2 separate regions of the Homo sapiens genome follow, and region 2 is linked to region 1. Evidence: chromatin contacts called from ENCODE Hi-C or POLR2A ChIA-PET data. All regions are on one chromosome and are shown on one strand. The core of a region is the stretch at or near the end of the contact, and the rest is flanking DNA. Distances in the headings are between cores, read along the strand shown. Region 1 overlaps STIL (STIL centriolar assembly protein). Region 2 holds the start of PDZK1IP1 (PDZK1 interacting protein 1).

Region 1 (7,383 bases), core at 4,669-7,168:
TGGCCAGGCTCGTCTCGAACCCGTGGCCTCAAGTGATTTACCCGCCTCAGCCTCCCAAAGTGCTTGGATTACAGGTGTGAACCATCATGCTCAGCCAGATTTTGTCCAATATTAGGAAGAACTCTAACATATAAAACAGATAAAAGCTTAATTCTATGGCCAGGCGCAGTGGCTCACGCCTGTAATCCCAGCACTTTTGGAGGCTGAGGTGGGCGGATCACCTGAGGTCAGGAGTTCGAGGTCAGGAGTTCAAGGCCAGCCTGGATAACATGGTGAAACCCCATTTCTACTAAAAATACAAAAAATTAGCCAGGCATGGTGGTGCGTGCCTGTAATCCCAGCTACTTGGCAGGCTGAGGCAGGAGAATCACTTGAGCCCAGGAGGTGGAGGTTGCAGTGAGCTGAGATTGCGCCATTGCACTCCAGCTTGGGCAACAAGAGTGAAACTCCTTCTCAAAAAAAAATAAAAAATATAAGTTGAATTCTCCTGGTTGAAGGTGAAGGCTTAGAGCCCTGTTTCTTCAGTATTCTCTCACTACCACTCATCCTTAAGTCACCCTAAAGAACTCAGGGCTCATAATAATACCATTTAAAATCCACTGTCAGTCAATCTTGCAGAAATCTCCTTTAGTGTTAATGGCCTTCTCTTTAGAGTAGTAATTAATGATATTTATGTGTTTACTTTTTTTTATATATGTATACATGTTTTGAGACAGGGTCTCACTTTGTCACACAGGCTGGAGTGCAGTGGCACAATCATGGCTCACTGCAGCCTCAATCTCTGGGGTTCAGGTGATCCTCCCACCTCAGCCTCCTGAATAGCTAGGACTACAGGCACCGGCCATCACGCCTGGCTAGGTTTTGTATATTTTGTAGAGGCGGGCTTTCGCCATGTTGCCCAGGCTGGTCTGGAACTCCTGGGCTCAAGCCATCTGAGTTAATGATATTTAGACAGAATATTTAGAAATTTATATTCATTCAGTATTGAGTACTTATTATATACAGTGTTATGCTTGATAATGTGTTGAGGTTTAAAGCTTCTTAAAGAATTTAAAATCAAAGTGAGGTGATAAAACATTCAAATATTCATACACAGAAAAATAAAGTATATGATTTACTATAAAGTGACCAGTATGGAAAGTGAACACTTAGTATTTGTAAGAAAGATATGATAGGGAGCATTTTCCTAGAGAAGACAAACTTGAGCTAGACTTTCAATTGTTTAGATAGTAGAAGGGAAGATTGTTGGGGAAGGGAACCCATGTAAGGGAATGGCACATGCAAAGTGAATGAGAATGCATGAATGTTCTCTGGACCATGAAATCTACTTATAGTTTGCTACAGTCCTAATATAGGCAATGGATTGTTGATGCTTAAGTAAATATTAAGAGCCTTCTCTCTTTCTGACTACCTGTATATATTACAGCATTTAATCCTCAGCAACTCTGTGAAGTAGTTTTAGGCTGCAAATTAGTCTGTACTACCTTAGCCCATTCTTTCCAGTCCAAGCTAATTCATTCTAGTATACTGCTTTCATCTCTGTTAACCATTTTCTTTCCCACATCTCAGGTAAAAGAGGACAGAGATACGCGTGCTTGCTCTCTTTCTCTCTCTCTCTCTCGATATATATCTATATGTCTGTCTATATATATCAATATAGTTATATATATACAAATGTCTATATATTCTTCCTTTTAATTATCAGCACGTTTTTAGATTTCTTATTACTAAGGCTTTTTAATGTATGGCTGATAAAAGCCATACGTCTACTTTGTTATCTTAGGAAGAATGTAAATTATGCTATATATGTAAGTGACTATGGTTTTTAATTTCTATCTTTTTCTTTTAGTTGGCTGTCTGGAATTACACATATCTATAGTCCTCAGGTATGGGCTTGCTGTTTGCGATACATATTCAATTCTTCTGTTCAAGAAAGGCAAGTGATATTTTATTCTGTAGTACTTTATTTCGATCCTTTCCCCCATTCATAGTTTATGGTCCCATTTAAAATTCATGTAATGCCGTAACCTTTTACAATACTTATAAATAAACACGTACATTAAGAAAAAACAAACCTTATATTAAATGAGAATAAAACCAGATTAAAAAAAGATGAGGTTGCAGTATACCTGGAAATACCAAGGAATTCACTTGCCTAACCACAGAACACAAACCTTTTGGGGGTGGAAAAAAACTGTGGAGATTGTCTACTGTAGCATCCTATTTAATAATTAAGGAGGTTAACTTTCAGTGAAATGACTGCAAATGAGTTTGGATTTGTTACCTTACAGATGTTTTATTAAGTTACACAGTGTTACTACTAATACACAAAGAAATACTTGAGACAAGATTTTTAATTTCTTCCTGAAACTGAAGCCTAAACATTGGAATTAATAGTTAGGGAAACTTTACTTTTAACCTCAACTCATTTAATAGATAAAGAAGGTGACATCTTTGTCAGTATTTGTCTCTCACCTTCTTTATCTATTAAATGAGAAGGTCTATTTTTATCTACCTTGGGTGGCTGTAAAGGACTTAAACTATATTGAAAAGGCAGTACAAGCACATAGTAATAAATTGACATATGTAAATATCTACAATAAAAGTAGATCTCTCTTCCTCCCCATTTCCCTAGACCCCATTCTCAGAGGCAATCACTGTAAAGTGATATCTTGTGCTTCCTTCCTGAAATAGTCAATATTTCAATACTCAACATAGACAAGTATCACCTTTTCCTGGCCTGTAAAAATTAAACCATAGCATCCTTTCTTTTCTTTATGTTGCTTTTTTCTGTATAAATTATACCTTGGAGATCATTACCTCTTGGCATATACAGATTTAATATACATATTTTACAACTGAAGAGTTTATAATACATACTGTATTTTAAAAACTGGCCCTTTTGTCTTGCAGATAGTGGTAGACTGAACATTTTATGCATACATCTTTGTGTGCATATGCTAGTATATTTGTAGGATAAGTTTCTAAAAGTGTTTTTTTCTAGGCCAAAGAGTATGTAATTTAAAATTTGGTAGATATTGCCAAATTGCCCTTCAAAAAGACTGCACCAATTTATAATTTTTCCAGCAGTACACGAGAGTGCCTTTTTCTCTACCTGCACTAACACTGTGAAAGAAATATTTATTTATTTATTTATTGAGCACCTATTATATCTATTATGTTCACAGTACTGGGGATCAGAGTAAACAAAATAAAGGTCCCCAGACCAGGCATGGTGTCTTATGTCTGTAATCCCAGCACTTTGGGACTTTGGGAGGCTGAGGCAGGAGGATCGCTTGAGGCCAGGAGTTCCAGACCAGCCTGGGTACCATAGCAAGACTCTGTCTCTAACAAAAAAAAAAAACAAAAAACAAGTTAGCTGGGTGTAATGACACATGCCTGTAGTCCCAGCAGGAGACTGATATGGGAAGATCGCTTGAGCCCAGGAGTTCAGGCTGCAGTAAGCCATGATTGTGCCACTGTACTCCAGCCTGAACAATACAGACCCTGTCTTAAAAAAATAAAATAGGCCAGGCATGGTGGCTCACATCTGTAATCCCAACACTTTGGGAGGCCAAGGCGGGTGGATCACTTGAGGCCAGGAATTAGAGACCAGCTTGGCCAACATGGTGAAACCCCATCTCTACTAAAAATGCAAAAATTAGCCCGGTGTGGTAGAGCATGCCGGTAATCCCAGCTGCTCGGGAGGTTGAGGCAGGAGAATCACTTGCACCCAGGAGGCAGAGGTTACAGTGAGCTGAGATCGCACCACTACACTCCAGCCTGGGCAACAAAAAATAAATAAATAAATAAAAAATAAAATAGTCCTGCAGAGACAGGCAATAAACAGAATAAATAAAATAAATAGTATGTTAAAAGGCGATGAGTACTGTGGAGAAAAATAAAGCCTGAGAGGAGGATGTTGTGTGTCTGAATGATAGTGGCAAGTAAAGAGTTGCCGTTTATTTATTTATTTATTTAATTTTTAATTTTTAAATTTTTATTTATTTATTTTATTTTACTTATTTTTTTTGAGATGGAGTCTTGCTCTGTCGCCCAGGCTGGAGTGCAATGGCTCAATCTCAGCTCACAGAAACCTCCACCTCCTGGGTTCAAGCGTTTCTCCTGCCTCAGCCTCCTGAGTAGCTGGGATTACAGGCATGTGCCACCATGCCCGGCTAATTTTGTATTTTTTCAGTAGAGACAGGGTTTCTCCATGTTGGTCAGGCTGATCTCGAACTCCTGACCTCAGGTGATCTGCCTGCCTTGGCCTCCCAAAGTGCTGCGATTACAGGCGTGAGCCACTGCACCCGGCCAAGAGTTGCAATTTAAATAGGTGGTCAGGGAGGCCGACTTAAGGTGAGGAAGTAAGCCTTGTGGCTGTCTGGGGCACTGTCCTAGGCAAAGGATGTGTTAAGTGTAAGGGCTCTGGGTGAAACAACACGTTACATCTTCAAGGAGCAGCAAAGAGGCCACTGTAGCTAGAGAGGAGTGAAGGAAGGGGAGAGTAGCTGGAGATGAGCTCAGAGAGGTGAGTGGAGGGCTGTTGTTAAACTTTTGACCTCTGCTAACCTGATAGATGAAAAATAAACTTTTCCAATGATTTATAACCTCATCTTCCAGGAACTGCCTAGTCATGTCTTTAGCCATTTTTCTCTTAGATTGTGTATCTTTTCTTTTTTTTTTTTTTTGAGACGGAGTCTTGCTCTGTTGCCCGGGCTGGAGTGCTGTGGCGCGATCTCGGCTCACTGCAAGCTCCACCTCCCGGGTTCACGCCATTCTCCTGCCTCAGCCTCCCGAGTAGCTGGGACTACAGGTGCCCGCCACCATGCCTGGCTGATGTTTTGTATTTTTAGTAGACAGGGTTTCACTGTGGTAGCCAGGATGGTCTCGATCTCCTGGCCTCGTGATCCGCCTGCCTCGGCCTCCCGAAGTGCTGGGATTACAGGCGTGAGCCACTGCGCCCGGCCTGTGCATCTTTTCATATTGCTTGTGCTAGCAAGCTCTCTCTCTATATATATAATGTAAAATACATAGAGAAACACATATTGATGATATATAGTAACGGTTTTCCCCCCAGATTGTCATTTAAGTTTAACAATATTTTTCCCAAACAGACTTACTGTTTTTTAGTCATATTTATTAATCTTTTTCATATCGTGTTTAGAAAAGATTCACCCACTCCAGGTGTATTTACTGAAGTAAAAAAATCACTTGTATTTTCTTCAGATGCTTTTGGAGTTCTACTTTTAACATTTTGTTTTAACTTTTCAAGATAATTAGTTATATTTAGATAGCAGAAATTAAATGTTAGTTTTAGATCCTTTGCTATGATTTAGTACAATTATGTTTTATTATCAATTACTGATCATGCTTTAAGTTCATATTGACAGTAAATCCTCAGTAAAATTAATTTTGAATTGCTCTCTTATTCCTTTTTTTTTTTTTTTTTTTTGGAGACGGAGTCTTGCTCTGTCGCCCAGGCTGGAGTGCAGTGGCGCGATCTTGGCTCATTACAAGCTCCGCCTCCCGGGTTCACGCCATTCTCCTGCCTCAGCCTCCTGAATAAAATAAAATTTTGTTTTGTAGAGAGGAAGGGTCTCACTATGTTGACAAGGCTGGTCTCAAACTCCTGGCCTCAAGCGATCCTCCCACCTTTTGCCTTCCTAAGTGGTGGACCCCAGTTTTTGAACAAAAATTGCACCTTTTAGTCATTTTGTTAACTAGATTGGGAGACTCACATGAAGTTATTTGAGTGTCATCATGTTATCCTCATTAAATTTTAATTAAATGACTTTTTTTGTGCAGGGTTTTTTCAGAATCTGGAAATTTCATCATAGTTCTCTATTCTATGACACATAAGGAACCTGAGTTTTATGAATGCTTCCCTTGTGATGGCAAGATACCTGACTTTCGGTTTCAGTTGCTAACCAGTAAGGAAACATTACATCTTTTCAAAGTAAGTGATTTCATTGTCTAGTACATTAGTGACTGTTTAGGGTTTTGCACTTTGGCAGTTTAAACCCAACAGCTTTTACCCTTTAAAATAGTAATCCAAACTATTATGCTTTGTTTACTTATAAATAATCTTATTAAATATTAACTTTATTCATTTATGGTTAAATTTTTTTAGTAAATCTGAGATCATATCTTCAACCAAATTACAATAGAGAACCAGAGGTTACTCACAGAATAACTTGCCCATGTTTTTCTAAAATCTTTGAAGAATATATCAGTTGTTCATATATCATTTTATACTTGTGAAGGTTAACTTTGTGGGATCTCAGTACTTTTCTTTGTCCTGATGTTTTTTTTTTTTTTTTTTTTTTTTTGAGATGGAATCTCACTCAGTTGCCCAGGCTGGAGTGCAGTGGCGTGATCTCGGCTCACTGCAACCTCTGCCTCCCAGGTTCAAGTGATTCTCCTGCCTCAACCTCCAGAATAGCTGGGATTACAGGAGCCCACCATCACACCTGGCTATTTTTTTTTTTTTTTTTTTTTGTATTTTCATTAGAGAGGGAGTTTCACCATGTTGGCCATGCTGGTCTCGAACTCCTGACCTTAGGTGATCCACCTGCCTAAGCCTCCCAAAGTGCTGGGATTATAGGTGTGAGCCACTGCACCTGACCATGACTGTATTATTTTTAAAATGTGTGGGAATAAGAAATGGTTTTTTATACTTAAAGGCCATTATTTATATTATGTATCTAAGGAATCAGAATAGATTGTTACTATATCATCTAATAAAATACCTAGAAACACAACTAGATGATGATCATAGAAAAAGTAGATCTTTAGGCCAGGCGTGGCGGCTCACACCTCGAATCCCAGCACTTTGGGAGGCCGAGGTGGGCGGATCACCTGAGGTCAGGAGTTTGAGACCAGCCTGGCCAACATGGTGAAACTCTGTCTCTACTAAAAATACAAAAATTAGCCAGGCATAGTGCCAGGTGCCTGTAATCCTAGCTACTTGGGAGACTGAGGCAGGAGAATCACTTGAACCTGGGAGGTAGAGGTTGCAGTGAACTGAGATCGTGCCGCTGCACTCTAGCCTGGGCAACAAGAAGGAAACTCTGTCTCAAAAAAAAAAAGAGGAAGTAGATCTTTGAAACTAGGTGTCATTATATGAAAATATTCAAATGCTACTTTTCAATAAAATTATTGGTTATTTTAGGTCTCAGACTAATAAAAGTACATTCTTTATTAGAAAAATATTGAATACTTTTAAATAACCACGTGTCCACTCAGATCGTATTTAGTACCTTCTTTGAGATCATGTATATGTTATACATCTATATATTTTATATAAATATATATTTTAATATTATAATATATACATTATATTACATATATGTTATATATAAAATACCTTTATATTATATA
Region 2 (6,403 bases), core at 668-3,167, 96 kb after region 1:
AAACAAAAAAAAACAAAAAAATCCTTAAACCCCAAGGTGGTGATATTGAGGGCTGGGACCTCTTGGAAAGGGGTTAAGTCAGGAGGGCTTCACCCCCGTGAATGGATTAGTGTTCTCAAAAACGGGGTTGAAGGGAGTGTCCTTGCCCCTTTCACCTTTCCATCCCTCCCACCGTGTAAGGGCACAGCAAGATGTGTCATCTTGGAAGCAGAGGGCAGCTCTCACCAGATGCCAAGCCTGCTAGTGCCCTGATCTGGGACTTCCCAGCCTCCAGAACTGTCAGAAAGTAAATTTCTGTTCTTTATAAATTACCCAGTCTAGGGTATTTTTATTAAAGTGGTACAAAGAGACTAAGACAAACCCCTTTTGCAGACACCTCATTGGGTGACCTGGTCCATGGCCTCTGCTCTTACATGTCTAGGGAAGGAGAGCTCACCCTCCAGGACACCCTCATATCAGGCTGAACAGCTCTAACTGTCAGAGGAATGGTTGCCTTGTCTTCTCCTTCACATACAGAGATGAATCAGACACAGTCCTTGCCCCACAGATAGAGAGTGGAGAGAGACAAGGACTCAACTACAGCTAAAATGTTTTATTCATTGAACAACCTTTCTCTGAGCTTCTGCTCTTTGTTAGGCCAGTGGTAGGCACTGCATATACTGACATTTAATTTCATAAAATGTGTGTCGAGTGTGTACTCAGGCACTGTGCTCAGTACTGGCTGCTGAGGGAGAGATAGACATGATACCTTCCCTCCATGGAGACAGTTATTAAATGAGTAAACATACAAATCAGTGTGTAATTGCAACTTGTGATCATGGCTGTGAGGAGATGAGCAAAGGAGACTCATAGAAGGGAGTGACTTCAGATGGGAGAGAAGGGAAGTAAAGAAGTATTCTTGAAGAAAGGGATGTAAAGGAAGATCAGTTTGCTGGGCAAATAGGAGTGGAAGAGTGTTCCAGGCAGAGAAAAGAGCAAGTGGAGAGAAGTCTCTGATGTGGGAAAGAGCTTGGCTTTTGTTAGGAAGTGACAGGAGGCTCCGGGGCCAGACCAAGCTGGAGTGGTGGGTAAGGAAGATTGCCTGTGCCCTCAAACCCATGCAAAGAAGTTTGCATATTATTTTAAGGGCTGATGAATGCCATAAAAGGGTTTAAGCAAGATACGTTTGAAAGAATAAAACAAGGTCTCCAGGAGCTCTCTGGCTTACAGCAATGATATTAACAAGATGAAGTATTATAAGAATTAGTAAAGAGCTGGGCGCGGTGGCTCACGCCTGTTATCCCAGCACTTTGGGAGGCCGAGGCGGGCTGATCACTTCAGGTCAGGAGTTTGAGGCCACCCTGGCCAACATAGTGAAACCTCGTCTCTACTGAAAATACAAAAATTAGCTTGGTGTGGTGGTGGGCGCCTGTGATCCCAGCTACTCAGGAGGCTGAGGCAAGAGAATCGCTTGAACCCAGGAGGCGGAGGTTGCAGTGAGCCAAGATTGAACCACTGCACTCCAGCCTGGGTGACAGAGAGAGACACTGAGAGGGAAAAAAAGAAAGCTTTTATATTTGTGTTCTAAACACCCTTCTTGAATGTTCTCTGTACTTTTTCTCAGGCTAAGCTCTTTGCCTGGATTCCTCTCCCCAGACTGTCTGCCGAGTACAACACTCTGGCTAACTTTGCCTGCATTACCTCCTCCAGGATGCCTTCCTTAGCAATGTAGTCCACCACGCTGCCCTATGTCAGAGCCCTGAGCACTCCCTGTATGCTGTTCCCAGACTATTTACATGTCAATGTCCACCGTCCCTTTCTTCAGACCACCCCTGGAGGAGGGCAAAAGTGGGGGCTGGAGGGAGGGGAAGTTGCAGAATCTTCAGCAGCAAACTGGCTCCCTGCACGCCCAGTCTGGTATTGGAGCTAGACACTGCCACCTGCTGGCAGTGAGTGGAATGGCTGACAAGATGGGGTTGGGAGGAAGGAGACTGCTGGAAACAGTCCAGGCCCACTTTGGCTTTTCTGAAGGGCAATCGCATAAGGTCTGGCTGGATGGAGGGCTTGTCTAAGGGGCCTGATGGTTTTGCGTGACAGCTGGGCTGGAACAGGAAGGAGGAACTGAACGTCGATGGAACAGCTGCTCAGGACACACGGTGCAGCCCTGTGGGGCTGCTGAGACCTTAGTCCAGACCCTGGGCCCCAGCCAGACCAGTAGGGGGGCCCACCTTGTTACCATGGGGATCAGGGCTGTGTCCATACAGCTGGGGAGATGACCCTCCACCCGTGTGAAGACCTCCAGGGAGGAGGGACCAGCCTCAAAGCCAAGTGTCCACCCATGCTCCCTCTTTTCTGGAACAACTTGTTTTGCTCTAAAGCTTGGGACTTTGACCCAGGAGGTATGTTTTCCTCCTGTTGATCACCTGGTGTCCTTCCTGTTCATCCCCTTCCCCCACCACTCCCAAAGCATAGCCCAGGGGATCCTTTCCTTTCCCTGGGTTTTTCAGGGAAGTGGAGGATACTGGGGTGGGGAAGGCAGAACCTGGGACTTGAGTGCTGAGGGCACTGGTTGGAGGGGGTGGCACAGCTGTGACCCCCCCACCCTCCTTAAGTCTGTCCTTGCTTGGCTCCTGGGATACCCCACTTTCCTGGGGTTGCTTCCTCCTGTTTCCTCCTGCCCCTTCTTCCTTTGAAAGACCTTTGTGTGTTGGGGGCGTGTCTCCTTCTTTCTGTGCTCTCCCCTCAACACCCCTACCCCCGCTACACACACTGGGGAGACCATGAGCTCCCAGGCCTCAGTTACCATCCCTGTGCTGCAGACGGCTCCCAGATGTTCCACTCCAGATGCAGGGATTTTGCAGCCTTCCAGATGTCTCCCTCTGGAAAGTCCACAGGCACTGCAAGCATAATACCTCAAAATCTATAGCTCATTAATCCTCCAACCCCCCAAACTTGCTCTGGCCCCTACTGAGGCACTAGCATCTACCCAGCTGCCTACGCCAGAAACCTGGGAGTCACCTGAAGCCCTGCCTCCTGCCTGTACCCATTCTCCCAGCTTGGCACTGTGTTCCAGCAGCCACACCCCGGCTTCTCTACCTCCTCAACAGGGCTCAGATCTGTTCCCATGGGCACTTCCTGCCCAGGTCCAGGCACTGGTGTTGTGGCCACTGTAGCAGATCCCTGGATTTCTCTTCTCCAGCCTTTGCATGCCCCTTTCACTCTCCACACTGCATGGAGAGGTGTTTTCCCAAACGCAAAACTAACCATGTGACTCTCCTCCCTAAAATTCTTGGAGAAGGCACCAGTAGATGTTTGTTAAATTCAGCCCCATTCCTTACATTCCAATCAGTGATTCTCTGGCTGTTCATTAACATGCACAGTGCTTACTCCAGTCTGTGTTAGAAGATTCTGAGGACACCAAGTTGGGTGTGGGAGGGAGGCCAGGATATACATGTTTGGGAGGCATCACTCAACTCCAAGCAAAGTTCTCCCAGATCACCTTGAGACACTCCATCTTTGGATGGCAATGGGCCCGACTGCACACGCATGTGAACACACACACACACACCCACACACACCACACACACACACACACACACACACACACACACACACACACACACACACAGGAAGCAGGCCTGAGGCATGATGTCTGAGTGCTCCCGCTGGAGCAGGAAGGCAGAATCAACCTGCCATAGGAAGGGTTGCCCAGGAGGCCTGATGAATAGGAGTTTGGTGGCTTCAGGGAAGAGAGGCTGTGGAGGTGCCTTCAGCTCAGGTGCTGGCTCCTGGGGACCTTCCATCTCTGATGAGACTTTGTTCCAGTTGGCCCGCTCCTTTCTAGGGAGTCAGCATCTCAGCTTCCCATACTTCTGGGGTGGGGGGTGGGGCAAGGAGACCAGCATGACCCTTGGTCAGGGGCTTGCACAGGAACTCTGGCCATTCTCATTCCCTGAGCTGGAGGGCCAGGTGGACACCACGTGATCCTGGGGAGGCTTTTGCCTCTTCCGAGGGCTCTGGCTCCAGGGCCTCCCTGTTCCAGGGGCTAGGTGTGCCTTCCTCAATGCTGCTTTTGGCTATGAGGGTGACGGGCCCAGGGCTTCAGGGCCCCAGATCGCACCTTGCCATCTGGGGTGTCCGTCCTTTGTCCCCCACAGCAGGCTGTGTTTGCCCATTTTCTCCTCTGCCATGGGTGGAGATGGATCTGAAGTTGGGTGTTGAAGCCTCTGACCAAGGCTGTATCTTGTTTTGAGGCCCTGCCCGGTTTCCAGGGACCACATCTGGGGCCAAGAGGAAGAACCGAACTGGGACTAGGTTAGCTGTGCTGGGTCAGGGCCTGGGCATGGGCTGTGAAAGCTGGGGACTGGGACCTTCAGGCCCTCTATTGAGATCTTTGCAGAAGGGGGTGGATTTAGGAAGCTACTGGGCTGGGCCAGGGCGTGGAAGGCACTGAAGCCGTAGTGTGTCCCAGCATTAGAGTCCCAGAGTTTAGCTTGGCGGGGCAGGGGCAGGTGGTGGGGAGAACAGGAAATAGGCCAGGCTCTCGGCGGAGTCTGGCAGCTTTGAGCCTTCTCTGGGCTTCTGGGGTTTTCCCCAGGCTCCTGAGCCAGCCAGGACATTTCTTAATCCCACTGTCAGCCTTCCAAGAAGCCCCGCCCACTGGGCTCAGTCAAGGCAGGAGCGACTGTGTGTCACCCCTTTCCCTAGAATCCAGCCCCACTGCCAGGAAAAGGGAGCTCAGGGCATGGAGGTGAGGCTGGGACTCTCCCACATCTGCTTGTTCCTCATACCCACCTCCTTAGCTGGCCCCTGGAAGATGACCTCGAATGCCAGCCCAAGTGAGCTGGGCACCAGCCAGGGGAGGCCAGGTCTGGCAGCTCATTACCATGGGAGGGAGGGCACGTTCTCTCCGACGCCCGTCTTCGTGTCTCCTCCCTCCCTCGCCTTCCTCCTTCCTAGCTCCTCTCCTCCAGGGCCAGACTGAGCCCAGGTTGATTTCAGGCGGACACCAATAGACTCCACAGCAGCTCCAGGAGCCCAGACACCGGCGGCCAGAAGCAAGGCTAGGAGCTGCTGCAGCCATGTCGGCCCTCAGCCTCCTCATTCTGGGCCTGCTCACGGCAGTGCCACCTGCCAGCTGTCAGCAAGGTAGCTCAGGAGGAGAGGGCTGGGCACGGGAGACCCAGGGGTGGACAGGTGGTGTTCTGGCTCCCCTCCCCAGGGCCTTGATACTTACAGTTTGGAGGGGGAGCAGGGACTGCGCTAGCTGAAAGAATGTCCCAAGGCAGAGACCTCTGAACCAAGTCTCTGCCTGTCACTTGTTTTCAACGAGTGAAAACTGGCAGCAGTTGGTTCTAGGATCTCAGGGAGGAACAGGATTTGAGGCCCAAGCCCCAAGAGCAGGCATTGCCCAAGGGATGGCTGGGTCCTGAGTACAGGGGACCCGGGGGTACAAGTAGGGTGAGAGTGGGGCCCAAGCCACCCCTCAAAGACTTGGGCTTTGTCTCGGCCTCTTGGGCTTGGATAGAGAACAGTGCCCAGTGTGACTCCCCCAAATATCTGACCTCTTCGTCCTGCTCTGCCTGAATGGATGTGTGACCTTGAGCAAATCACTGCCCCTTCCTGAGACTCAGTTTTCTCACCTATAAAATGAGAACAATAAACCCCACCCTGCCCACCTCCCAGGGCTGCTGCCAGGTCAGAGGTGAAGAAGGGCTTTGCACCTGGTGAAGTAACTAACCCAAGGTCTGGCTTTCATTCTACACTGTCAGGCTGCATCTGCAGCCAAAGTCTGGGGACTCTGCAGGTGGGACTTGGTCCAGAGGGGACTGGCAAAGATGCTTTCAGAGCTCCCCTCCCACCCCCACCCCGAGCTCTTATGTGTGTCTGCTTCAACTCTGTCTCCCAGGTCTTGGAAGCCCTCTGGGGAACTGCAGACCAGAGAGGTTGAGTCACAGAGCACGGCAAGAAAGGACAGGGTTCAGACCACCTTTCTCCTGCCCCAGACACTGCCCCTTGCTGTATGTGCATGGGAGGAGGAGCAGGGACTGTGGTCCCTGGGGTGACTGGAGAGAATTGGCTGCAGGGTCTAGGAGGAAACAGGGAGGGGCCTCCAAGGGTTGAGCCCTAACTCCCCATGCTTGAGCAACCACTGACCTGAGGGAGCAGTCTGAACCCCTAGGGAAACAATGACTCCCAAATACTGCTTTTTGGCAGGTGTGGAACTGAGGGTAATCACACTGTGTGTCTTCTGCTTCCCCTGGAGATAAGTGAGGTCTGACCTCACTACAGGCCAGAGAGTTCCTAGCCTCCTTCCTCCTTCCCAATATTTGCCAGGCTCGGAGAAGAGGTCAGGCCTCCACTGCAGCAGGAGAGCTTTTGGTAGACTCAAAGGAGGACATTTGAGCAGGAGTGAGCCAGAGGA

Evidence for each region. Hi-C counts contacts between places; a loop is a spot of excess contacts on that map. ChIA-PET counts read pairs that join two places held with the same protein, here RNA polymerase II (POLR2A). Pooled maps may share reads with other maps.
Region 2: a pooled map shows a loop between it and region 1 (4-fold over the local background). The contact joins two enhancer-like sites. A Hi-C loop is called at or near these places in 6 of 50 pooled maps. POLR2A ChIA-PET finds 5 or more read pairs at or near these places in 3 of 52 experiments (H1, activated T-cell and endothelial cell of umbilical vein).

Annotation. Positions count from the first base shown.
Region 1 is chr1:47,288,011-47,295,393 of GRCh38, reverse strand. STIL (STIL centriolar assembly protein) reads left to right here. Exons shown (of 17, transcript NM_001048166.1): 8 at 1,850-1,936; 9 at 5,809-5,959. Among named protein-coding and RNA genes, the nearest start is that of STIL, 22 kb to the left of the region's middle. Within about 2 kb of position 5,918, at least 3 of the 41 ENCODE cell types and tissues checked have a DNase peak (open chromatin) inside an H3K27ac peak, as active enhancers do.
Region 2 is chr1:47,188,590-47,194,992 of GRCh38, reverse strand. It overlaps PDZK1IP1 (PDZK1 interacting protein 1), which reads left to right and starts at 4,957. Exons shown (of 4, transcript NM_005764.4): 1 at 4,957-5,127. The coding sequence starts at 5,061. RefSeq lists an enhancer at 2,603-3,552 and a silencer at 4,382-4,676. Within about 2 kb of position 1,917, at least 5 of the 41 ENCODE cell types and tissues checked have a DNase peak (open chromatin) inside an H3K27ac peak, as active enhancers do.